3 separate regions of the Homo sapiens genome follow, and all the other regions are linked to region 1. The links are chromatin loops, found by intact Hi-C in ENCODE. Cell type or tissue: PC-3. All regions are shown on one strand. Each heading gives the region's core, and the rest is flanking DNA. Links, peaks and the distances in the headings are about the cores only.

Region 1 (4,005 bases), core at 572-3,071:
CCCATGATTCTCTTGTTCATTTTAAGGCGAACTAGTAAAATTTTAGAGGCATAAGCTCACATAGGAAATGATCGCTATCTCCAATAACACCCAGAGAGTAAAAGAGATGAATGTTATTGCCTGTCCCCATGAAATGTTAATGGGCCCTTGCAGGTTTTAAGAGTCCTAAGAGCCTGGAGGAAAGACATTAGTGCTGAGCTCCCTAAAGGAGAAAGTTACATTAGGAAGCCACAGCAGAGACACTCACAACAGCTATTGATTCAGTGATTTCAAAAACATTCCACCCTGAGTCTTCACAGCTTCCTTAGGAGTAGGTAATGTTTTCATTTCATAAAGGAAAACACTGAGCTTCACGCTAATAAGCAGTGACAAATCTAGAATGCAAACTCAGATCTGCCAGGCTCCAAAGCTCCTGTTTTCAGTTTTACTATAACTAAAGCATGTTCTCTCTATTGTTCCTGTTTCAATACAATACTTAGTTGGCAATTGGAGGCCAATTAATTATTCCATCACTGTGTTGGGCAGAATTTTTCACTGCACTGAATTTTTTCTACCTTTTGGAATGTTATTTGCAGGTTTCATTCCGAGTGACTATTCCAGGTCCTTTTTTGGACCTCTCCCAAGTGTTCTTACTAATATCCTATATAAGGCCCCATGATAACATTTTTTGTTTTTAATCCTATATTGCAATTGTTCTTTGTAATTGCAATTGTCCCTATGAGACAGTGAGCTTGTTAAAGGCAAACCTCATGCAGTGTTTAAAAATATGTTCTGAAGTACACCTTTTGCCAAAGTTGATTTGAAATTCTTTTTGAACCATATTTATTAGTATAAAGATCACATAAAGGAGAATTATGATGTGGCCTGTAGTGCTAGGATTTGGGTGAATTAATAGAGTAAAATTCTTAGATGAGTAGCTGGAACATAATAAGTACCTGATAATTGTTAGTTATTATTATTACAACTTTCTGATGATTGGCTTATTTTATTAGGTTCCCCCAGTAATGTGAAGAACACAAAATGGGAACCAGAAGTTCTTTAATATCCCAGGTTTGGGACAGACCTTTTAACATTTCCTACCTGTGCGGCCTTGAAATTTGTTGCGATAAGCCTCAGTATTTGAAAGGGAGTCGCTGTGATAAACCAAATTAGTTGTGATAAGCCTCATCTTTGAAAGGGAATAGCAATAATATTTCAGGATTGTTTCCAAATATGATAATTAAAAATACATAACAATTGTTCAACACACAGTAGGCTGTTGTTATATGATTACCAGTGGAGACAGCAGTTTTACATTGGCCTCTATATTGTCCTTTGTGGCTAATTGCATACATATTGAAACAAATTTGAGCCACACAGACAATTATCAGGTCTCCTCTCTTCGATCCTAAACGTCTCTCTAGTCCTCTGTATAACAGAATTAATGCAGTCTCTTCACAGAATGTCCTACCATCAGTTAACTGTGAATGTGTAAAACAGAATTCGATATTTTCACCCTTGCTACTTAAATGCTGTTGTCACTGTTGGTGGCACCAGTATTACCCTGGGTTAGCCAGGGAACTGCTTTCTTTTTTTTTTTTTTTTTTTTTTTTTTTTTGAGATGGAGTTTCACTCTCGTTTCCCAGGCTGGAGTGCAGTGGCGTGATCTTGGCTCAACGCAACCTCCACCTCCCAGATTCAAGTGATTCTCCTGCCTCAGCCTCCCGAGTAGCTGGAATTGCAGATGTGCACCACCACACCCAGTGTATTTGTAAAATACAAATTTGTATTTGTAAAAATACAAAAAAAAAATTTGTGTTTTTAGTAGAGACGGGTTTTCACCATGCTGGCCAGGCTGGTCTCAAACTCCTGACCTCAGGGGATCCACTCGCCTCAGGCTCCCAAAGTTCTGGGATTACAGGCATGAGCCACCGTGCCCAGCCCACTGCTTTCTTTATACAGTGACCGAACAGGCTGCCGCCGTCTAGCTGTGGCTTCTGTGGTCACTGTTGGCAGGGCAACAACTTGTTGCTCTGTTCCTCTGCTTCCTGAAATATGTGATAACTTTTTTTCCTGAATAAATCTATTCAACTTGATTAGGATTGTTTAGAATCAAGCCTCACCGTTGCTGAGAATTGCAGCTAACTGAGAATTTTTAGGACATTTTGGGGTACACTTTGTAAGTTACTACTCCTATTTCATGTACTCACTCATTAACTCATTAAATAACTCCATAGAGAAAAATAAAAGTATTTGCTTTCTTCTGTGATTTCGGAAAAAAAAAAGATTTGTATTATTTCAATGAAACTTACTACATCTATGTAGAAAGGATGTGTTCAAACTTTTTTCCATTTTAAAATTTGCGCAAAACAATAAGCAATGTGGTGTCCCTTTTGTTAACACTGCAAAACCCTATATTGCTTTATAGGAAATGGGAAAATAAGGCTTTAAATTTTAAGCACTTGGGCTAATTTATGCCCTAAAAACACTGAACATTAGATAGAAAATTAGTCAGTTTGGGGAAAAAGTGGGGAAGTGGGAAACAGGAAAAAAAGACACATATGTTGCTAGGGAAAATTATAATTCACAGTTTCATTTTTTTCTGATGTTCCAGTAATTTAATATTGGTGCTCTAAAGATATGGCCATGTTATCTAATTGTCAGTGGAATAATGTGATTTTCTGGCACCAAATTCTGTATTCCACAAGAGTAACTGCTAATAAAATTAAAAGAGTTTGTTCAATATTAGAGATTCTGGTCTTTTGGCATGGAAATTAAAGAAAAGCATTCAACCACATAACTTTTTATGCCTAGTATTTATCTAATTTCTACATTGGAAATTGGCAAAGAAACATTCTTTCCCAAATATGTATTTATATGAAAATCTGTCTAAATGCCTATGTAATGAAATTTGTACATGATGTTACTCAGAGGAAAGAAAATTCTGAGGACAAAAATAATTGCAATGGTTTTGTAGTTTTGATTACACAAAAAACACTTCAAATAAAAATAGACAAATCCAAATAAATCAAATAATTATTCCACCTCCTCATTTTACAATTTTGAAAGAGACTGAAATTGACCTATATTCTATTTTTTCTGCGTCTTGCCTTTCTCTTTTTTCTCCTTTCATTCTTTTTGCTTATAAAAAGCTTCAAATAGAAACTGAAACTTAATTTTGTTTACTGTGTATATTTAATAAATATAATCAGTAACTTAAAAATAAATTTTATTGAAGTATAAAGTTTACATACAATAAAATGCATCCATTTTTAAGTCTGTATTTTGATGGGGTTTGACAAACATACGCACCCATGAAACCATCACCACAATTAAGATATAGAACATTTCCATCACCCTTAAAAAGTTTCCTTGTGCCTTTCCCCAGGTAATTTATCCCTCCTCCAGGTCCAGGCAATCCCTGCTCTGCTTTCTATCACATAGATGATAATTTTCTTTTCTAGAGTTACATAAAAATGGAATCATCCTTTATGTAATCTTTTGTTTCTTGGCATCCTTCATTCATTATAATGTTTTTGAGATTCATCTATGATGTGGTATCAATAGTTTATTCCTGTTTTGTTACTTGGTAGTATTCCTTTGTATGACTGTATTTTTGATTATTTATTCACCTGTTTATGGACAACTGGGTTATGTCCAGTGTGGGGCTACTCTGAATAACACTGTTATGAACATTCATTTACAAGTCTTTGTGTGGAAATATGTTTTTATTCTTCTTAAGTGGAGTTATTGGGATATATTGTAAGTATATTCTAAACTTTGTCAGCAACTGTATTTTCTGGATACAAGTCCTTTGTTACATATTGCAAATTTTTTTTCGTGTCTGTGGCTTGCATTTTTATTTTCTTAATGTAGTCCATCAAAGAGTAGAAGTTATAAGATTTTTATAAAGTACAATTTTATCAATTTTTCTTTTATAATTTGTACTTTTTTATGTTCTATTTAAGAAATCTTTACCTATCCAGAGATTGCAAATATTACTTACTTTGTTTTCTGCTAGAATAG
Region 2 (4,005 bases), core at 895-3,394, 190 kb before region 1:
AACTGAGGAAAACATTTTCCTTTTTAAAAATTTCATTGTTTTTGTATTGCCAATGCTTAGACAGGGCAAACCTGTTTTACTCAAGGGAGTGTCCTCAGGTAATCAGGACAGTATAGAGCTGCAGACTTTTCAAGTTGCAATGAAGACATGTAGCCCTGGTTCTTTAGAGTGCACTACTTTGCTACTGTCTATTACTGTAGACTCTAGAGAATTTTAAAATTTGGCTTTTTTTCCTTTCGAATTTTTCTTTTCCTGGGATTTCTGTTTTCTCAGAGCCATCTATTGATAGGTTCTCACGTAAAAACAGGGAGAAAAAGGCACATTTTGCTCTCATCAAAAGCTGTAAGAATGGATTTCAGTTTTTATAACCATTGTTTTCAATAGGGAGTTGAGAAGTTTTAAATGGAAAAATATAGAAATTTTAAACTATCAAGATGGAGAGGCACCACCAGGAACTCCCAAATAGTCATTACTGTATATTTCATCACTTTCGCAGCAAGGAGGTATTGTCAGCTGTAAAAACATTGAATATATGCCATATGAGAACAAGAGGAGCAATGAGTAGACAAGTTTAATTTCAGTGGCCATTAGGTACTTAGTAGATTGAGGCAAGCCATAGCCAGATTGCTTATGATACAGTTGTGAGATGGACTATTTTAAATACAATTTTTAGAAAGCAAACTAATACTCTGTTTAATTGAGTTCCATATGGTCTAATGCTAGAGGTAAGCACTGTGGAAGATATCATCTGTTTTTGTCATGATTTGCTTCATGGAGGAGATGGGGCTTGACCCAGCCTTTTGAAGCATGCTTCAGTTTGAACAAATGTTTCTGTTTAGACACACTCTAGTTAACACAAGTCATAGGGCTGGCAGTATCCTACAAATTGTTGTTCGTGATATGAGTATTGTTTATCCCAACAATTCTTGATGCCTTAACCCCTCCCTATAGCATACATATTGAGCATAGTTTCCAATACCAAACACCTCCAATGATGGGAAACTTTCTATTTTAGGGAAATCCCCATCTATTGGAAACTTTTTTCTTAAACTGAAAAACTTCTCCCTGGAGTTTCCAGGCTTTAGACCTAGTTGTGTACTCTGGGAGTGACAGAAACAAGCCTTATTTCTTTTTCCATGTTCCCAGCATTTGAAGACAGCTAATATATGCCCCAAGTGGAACATCATATTCTGAAACCACTTCTTTGAGATGGTTTGTGTTTATATCTCCACTCTTGTCAGCCTTCCCTAAACACATTCAGTTTTGATATCTATGGCCATTGGTTGCTTAATAGAAAGGATGTAGCCGTATTCTTTCCTCAATGTAGTTCAAGAGCAAATTAATTCTTGACAGCCAGTTCACATGAATGAATTCAATTTGGTATCAGCTAAGACCATTTAGTCAACTCAGACCTGTTGCTGTTAAGCCACTTTATTCCTAATGAGCATTCTACAATCCAAATTTTGGATCCCAGAAGTTTTGTATTTCTTTTGAATTTTGCCTTGTTGCAGTGGTCTCTTATTTATTCAGTTAAGATTTTTTTTTTGTCCAAAGTCTTCTATTCCATCAGTTAGTCATCTTTCAAGGTATGCTTTGTCTAGAAATTTAATTTGCAAGCCATCATCTCCCTCATTCAAATTATGAATAACCAATTAGACAGGGAAAAGCATAGAACTCTAAAACATACCACCAGAAACCTCCTACCAGGCTGACATCAGGTGTTATTCTTCATTAGGGGGCCATTTAAATAGTCTTATATCCAACTGACATTAATTCATTTTCATTTTTGAACTATCACGAACAGTATTCCCCTGATGTCAGCCTAGTACAGCTATCAAAGAAGTACAGGTTAGTTTTATATGATCTATTTTTGACACTTAGCAAGCACTGCAGAGTGTTCAGTGACTCATTCCTTTTATAAGTTTTGTAAGTGCTCACAAACAGAAGTGAGGCTTAGAATATTAAACAATCAGAAAAGCCAGAACATCAGCCAATTGGAGTGGGTTCAGATCCAGTCAAAACAAATGTGCATACACAATCTGTACAGCAACCTTGCTTTGTACCAGCTGAATATAGGCCTGGTTCACAATTGTTTTTAAACTTCAGGCTTGTGGGTTTACCAGAGGCATATATATGCATTGCTATTCATAGCTATTTCTGTTCCCTTTTGCCTCCCATTTCTTTATTGCATATACAGATTACTTATACCAAGTTTCTGTAAGTTTATGGTGTTTATTACCTAGACCCTGAACATTAATCTATAAGCCACAAATTAAGGTGTGTTTTCAGATAAGCCTTAGAGCTATGAATGGAAATGGCTTATTTAAGGGACTCAATATAACTTGCCTAGTAGGAATGGAAGGTTTAGGTGCGGAGAAGTAGGAAATAAGATGTTTCAGTATGCACGAACTGAAGTCCTTGAGTGGAAGCAATCACTGGAGCAGGGGAAGATGTTGTGTTTTCTGGATGAGGGGCAGTGATCAGTTGGCTAAGAATACATTTGTCAATAGTCTGCCAAAAACCAAAAGGCCAAAAGAAAATGACCAATCAGGAGAAAGGATAGCTTTTAAGAGATGAATATGAGAAAGCATGACAAGAGTGATTAAGAGTGTGTGATTTTTTAAGCAGAGGAAGATAAAGGAGGGAAGTGCGAGAGTATGGGTGAGGGAGCTATTGAATTGGGAAATGAGGAGGTCATTAGTCTTCAGGTGAGCATTTCTGCTGGTGATGGAGATGAAAGTGCAAATTTTTTGTATTTTAGAAAAAAAAATCCTAAATGTGTACTATTAGGGAAAACGTTGCCTTTTGTATTGATTATGAAGCAGTGTTAAAAATGATGTTTAACAGTAAATGTGTCTTTAGAGATAATAGAAAATATAGAAAGTAAATAACTTTATAGAAAATGTTCATGACAAAATATTGAAAGAAAATGGTTACAGTTTCATAACTTATTTCTTAGGAAGTGCATCTTATATAAATATGAAATATTCCTTTTTGATCCTGTTTAATACTTTTGCTTTGAATTCTATTTTTCATACTATATTTATTTTCTTTTATTAGTATTTACCTAGTAAATTATATTTCTGCCCCTTTATATTCAACATTTTCTGTCACTGAGTTTTAGGTGGATTTCTTGTAAACAGCATATACAAAGACTTTAAAAAACACAATTTCAAATTTTTCTGGATTCCAAATAGGCAAATTACCCATTCAACTTTATTATGATTGCTAATATGTTTGGACTTTTTCCTTGAAGTTTACTTATGTTTTCTGTTTTTACCATGCTTTCTTGTCTTTTATTATAATGATTTTTTCTGTTATTTGGAATTGTTTGCTTTATTTTCCTTTTCTACCAGTCATCTCTGGAAGTTATAATCCTATTTATATCATAATTGTTATAATTACATTTCTACGTATTAACTAAAACATATTTTCCTATTAATGGCTGATTGGTATCAATTACCCCCTCATTGTTTTTTAGCTTCACTTTTGTGATGAGAAGTCTCTAGACAAGCTAAATTTATTTCTTTTTAGGCATCCTGCCTCTCCCCCAAACACTTAGGATTTTTTTGCTCTATTCTTTGAATTATAACTTTTCACAAAAATATGAAATAGGTCTTTTTTTTTTGCCTATTCAAGCAGCTTGATATTTGTAATGCTTTTTCAGTTTGAAGAATCAAATGTTAATTTAGCTCTGAAATTTTTTCCTTTACCGTTTCTCTCCTATATTTCTCCATATGTCTCTTTTTAGTTTTTTCTTCTGAATATTCTTCTGAAATATTTTGTAAAATCTGTGTTCTTTTGCATTGTAATCTGGTAGAAGTTTTCAACTTGATTTTCCATCTAGCTATTTCCATCTTCAACTATATCCATTATTAAGTTTTTAATTTTCTAAGATACTAATTGATTTTCTCTTTTTATTCACTAATATTCTTACATATATATTTGAATATATCAATTAGATTTAACTGAGTCCTTTTACTGTTATTAACTGTTTCTATGGCT
Region 3 (4,005 bases), core at 895-3,394, 66 kb after region 1:
TCTACCTTGTTGACAGGAATTAGTTCTTTTATTTTAATCTTTGATTTCTAATTGATACCACTTGATGATGGATGTTGCTGGATGGGAGTCAAGAACAGAAAAATAGCAGAGATAGAGGTTGCATTTGTGTTTCCAATGGGAGCAGTTTTTCAGGTGACATTTTTTTCAGATTTGCTTATTATTAACCTACAGCTTCTTCTGAAAGTAGCCTCTTCCATCAAGCTGGAAGGTATTGCACTCTTTCTCTCCTTATCATCTCCAGGGAAGAAGTCTTGAAAAGGTAGACCTTCCATTAGCTTTATTTCTCTACCTCTCTTTCCTTTTTCTGCCTACAGCTCTCTGACTTCACTCTGACAGTTCACTGACATGACTATCTCCAAGGTCACATGTGACCTCCTGATGAACAAATCCAGACAGTGCTTGCAAGAATGTATTGTATATGATTTTTCTGTTCCATTTGACATCAAGAAGTCTTTGTATTTGTTGAAACTTTTCCTTTGTTTCTGCTTTTCTGATCCTTCTCCTGAGTGAATGCTCTTTGTCATTTTCTTCTCTCTTATTCTAACATGTCATTTTCTTCTCTCTTATTCTAAAATGGTACTGACTTTGGTCTTATTCTTTTTGTATCTTCTACACTTTTTCTCAGTAGATTTTTTGCTTGTTAGCTATACATAGACCCCTCTCAAAAATGCATGATCTAGTCAAAACCTTCCTTTTGAGATCTCCACAAAAATTTCTGACTGCTTTCTAGATAGTTGCACATAGATATTACACAGGTCTTCAATACAACTTGTTCTTCACAGAATTTAGCATTCTTATGCCATGTGCATAAATCTATTCCTTTTCTAGAATTGCAAATTTCATTTGATGATAGTGTTGTTTAACCAGTCCCCATGCCAGAAAGATATACAAGGTCAGTTGTCCCATCATTCTGTAGATCCAATCTGTCCCCAAGTGAAGTGGATTTTACTTCTACACCTTTCTCTCTGTGTTTTAAAAACAATACAAGTAATAGGTAATTATTGTTAAAAATTATATGACCCAGAAACATAAGGAAGAAAGAGAAAAAAATTCTCCTTGAATCTGTCTGGTCCATAAATCCCAGATTGCACAATAAAATTCTGTCCACAGCCCAAAGAAATAGCACCCCTTCAGCCACTCTTTGGGTCTGCCCTGTGCACACCCATTACATAATCTACTCTGGGTAAGATGGGCCTAGAGAAGTAGAACTACACAGGGGCTTCAGTGAATCTGTGTCTGAGACACCCAGAGTATGATGTGAAAGGTAGCCCTATTGCATTGCCCATGGGAAGGAGAGTAATCCTGGCCAGAGGGAGAAGGGTTGTTGCTGGAAGAGGCCCAGATGAAGTGCAGGGCTCAGGGCAGAGAACCCACTTGCCTAAGGGTAGCAATAGCTCATAGTGTAATGCAGGTTTCATTTGAATTAATGCAGAAATTGAGTAGGGCCGAGACTACAAATCATTTATTTTGTTTTTTATTCATTAGATATTGAGTTATTACAATAAACTGAGTCCTGTCCATGTACAGAAGAAACGACTGGTGAGAAAGCACAATTCCTGTTTTCAAGGAATTCTCATTCATACAGAACACCTTAAGGTTTTATGTAGATCTTTAGCAAAGTGGTTGGGCAGGCAGACTATAATATTAATATGGAAAAATTCAGTGGTGACTATATTTCTGTGAATATTCTCTAAGTATTATAAATAAATGTCATATTGCTAATATCAGATTTAAGGACTGTAATTATTTCAGAGTTTAAAATGAACCAAGAGTCTATTGTTATGTAAATTTTATCTTTAAGAGAAGGGAAACTTTGGGCTTTAGTTCAGGATTGCTGATATCCATTATTTTGAGTGCACTGCCCTCTGGTGGTTTGAAAAGCACTGTTTTCATTTTTGTTGGTTTTCCCTAAGGCTCCCTGGAAAGAAAAGATCTAGGGGTCTTTGTTGACAAGATTTTTGACATTGTGAATTTTCTCATTCAGATTTGTTGTTCTACTTATTCCTTTTTTTTCTTGCAAAGACTTCCATACTTATTCAAATTATGTTAAAATAAAATTGAGCAAAATAACTACCTCATGGAGAATTGTAAACAACATTCTGAGAATTGCAGAACCAGTTCTAATAAGATTTGGAGAGAAATACCTCGTTAAAACATTTTAAGATTTATCAGAATAAATAAACATGAAAGAATGGTCCAGAAACTCTGCAATGCTCACCTAAAAGAGAGGAGGCTTTCAACAAAATACAAATACAAAAAGTATTATAATACAAAAGATATTATAAAGATACCGTAGTATGAAAACCGTGGAACTACTGTCAAAATAGACATAATGATAAATAACATAGAACTAAAAAAATTACAGTTACAATTTTTTTTGGTCTTAAAAATGTAGCATTTCAAGGCTATTAGCCTATTTATCAAATAACATTAGAATAACTGTGCTGCTTGGAAAAAAATTTGAAGTGATACTTCAAGCTTACATTAAAACACTTGATATGTTGAAGTTTAAAGAAAAAAATAAAACTAGGAATATTACAGAGAAATAATTATGTTGTCTTGGGTTGTTAATGGCCTTTGAAATGACATCAAAATCACAAACTAAGAGGAAAATTTTTGTTGGTTTGTTACATAAATAATAAAATATATTGATAATAAGTAATATAGTGTATGGCATTAAAAGCAAATGCACAGAACAGAAAAAACTGCAATATATGATGGAAAAGGTACTATATAATAGTGCTGTATAAAGAACTTACATATTCATGAGAAAAATTTCAAGAAGAGCCAATTCATAAAGAAGTATTAAAGGAAAATGAACAGAAAATGCTTTATTTTGTAATCACAGGAATGCAAGTGAAAATAGCAATGCAAGATTATTTGTCACATATCAGGTTGACCAAAAAGGAAGCATTGACAAAGTTCTGGGTCATTTTGGGGAAATAGGAATTTCATATACTTGTGAATGAAGTGTAAAGCAATGTCAGCTTTTTTGAGAGTAGTATTGCAGTGCAACATGAAAATATACTTCAAACATAGCAATTCCAATTACAATAATTTTCTAAGAATGCCATCACAAATCTGAGCAAAACAATGTACTTTTAGATTGTTTACAAAGCTGGTTGAATTTTGTGTCATCTTTATCTTCTATTTTATGTTTTTATACATTAGTCTGAATTTTAAAAATTATTTCCACTAATCTTTTAAAATTTTCATGGAATTGACAAATAATAATTTTATTCATGTGTCACCTAATGACAGGGATTTCTTCTAAGAAATGTAACCTTAGGGGATTATATATCTTTAGGCATAGTATGTAAGTACAGTGTACTAAGTACTATAAACTGTAAGTATACTGTATAGTAGGTTATGAAAGTACAGTGTGTAGTAGGTTATATAAGTACAGTGTATTTACATAAACTTTAGGGCACTGTGTAGTAGGCTATGTAAGTACACTGTGTAGTCAGCTATGCCATCTAGGCTTTATGTAACTACTTTATAAACCTAGATGGCATAGTCTACTACACAACCGGATTATATGCTATAGCCTATTGCCTCTAGGCTAAAAACCTGTTCAGCATGTGACTGAATACTGTAGGCAATTACTACACAATTTGTGTATCTACACAAATCTAAACTTAGAATAGGTTATGCTCTATGATGTTATAATAACTAGCCCACTAGGCAATAGTAATTTTTCAGCTTCATTATAATGTCATGAGACCACTGTTGCATATTGGTTCATTGTTAACCAAAACATTGTTATGTGGTGCCATTACTGTATATATTATATATTTATGAGGAATAGTGAATCCTTACTATAACAAGTGTCGTGATAAATGCTGGAGGTACAATGAACAAGATGAATCCACTTAGTTGGAAGAGTTTTCTTTGCTACTTTAAAAATTAAGTAAAGCAATGTAATTACTTACATTTACTTTGGCAAATAGCTTTAAAGGGTTAATTACAGCTTTATATTGTTTG

The links. Peaks named below come from ENCODE experiments on the same cell type or tissue, not always from the same donor. Only the 100,000 strongest peaks of a DNase experiment are listed, where the experiment ranks them.
Region 2: a loop joins it to region 1, with 1.8 times the contacts of the local background. A loop is called at or near these places in 3 of 110 quality-filtered maps.
Region 3: it touches region 1 in a loop (2.0-fold over the local background); 3 of 110 quality-filtered maps call a loop at or near these places.

What each region holds. Positions count from the first base shown.
Region 1 is chr6:56,044,731-56,048,735 of GRCh38, reverse strand. No RefSeq gene overlaps it. Among named protein-coding and RNA genes, the nearest start is that of BMP5, 170 kb to the right of the region's middle. RefSeq lists a silencer at 1,851-2,145. In PC-3, for the core only: no CTCF peak of the experiment used is centred there; a DNase peak (open chromatin) is centred at 1,955.
Region 2 is chr6:56,233,367-56,237,371 of GRCh38, reverse strand. The region is part of intron 1 of COL21A1 (collagen type XXI alpha 1 chain); the gene reads left to right. Among named protein-coding and RNA genes, the nearest start is that of COL21A1, 12 kb to the left of the region's middle. In PC-3, for the core only: no CTCF peak of the experiment used is centred there; no DNase peak of the experiment used is centred there.
Region 3 is chr6:55,978,700-55,982,704 of GRCh38, reverse strand. All of the region lies in intron 1 of LOC107986539 (a long non-coding RNA gene), which reads right to left. Among named protein-coding and RNA genes, the nearest start is that of BMP5, 110 kb to the right of the region's middle. In PC-3, for the core only: a CTCF peak has its summit at 1,885 (motif pointing left); no DNase peak of the experiment used is centred there.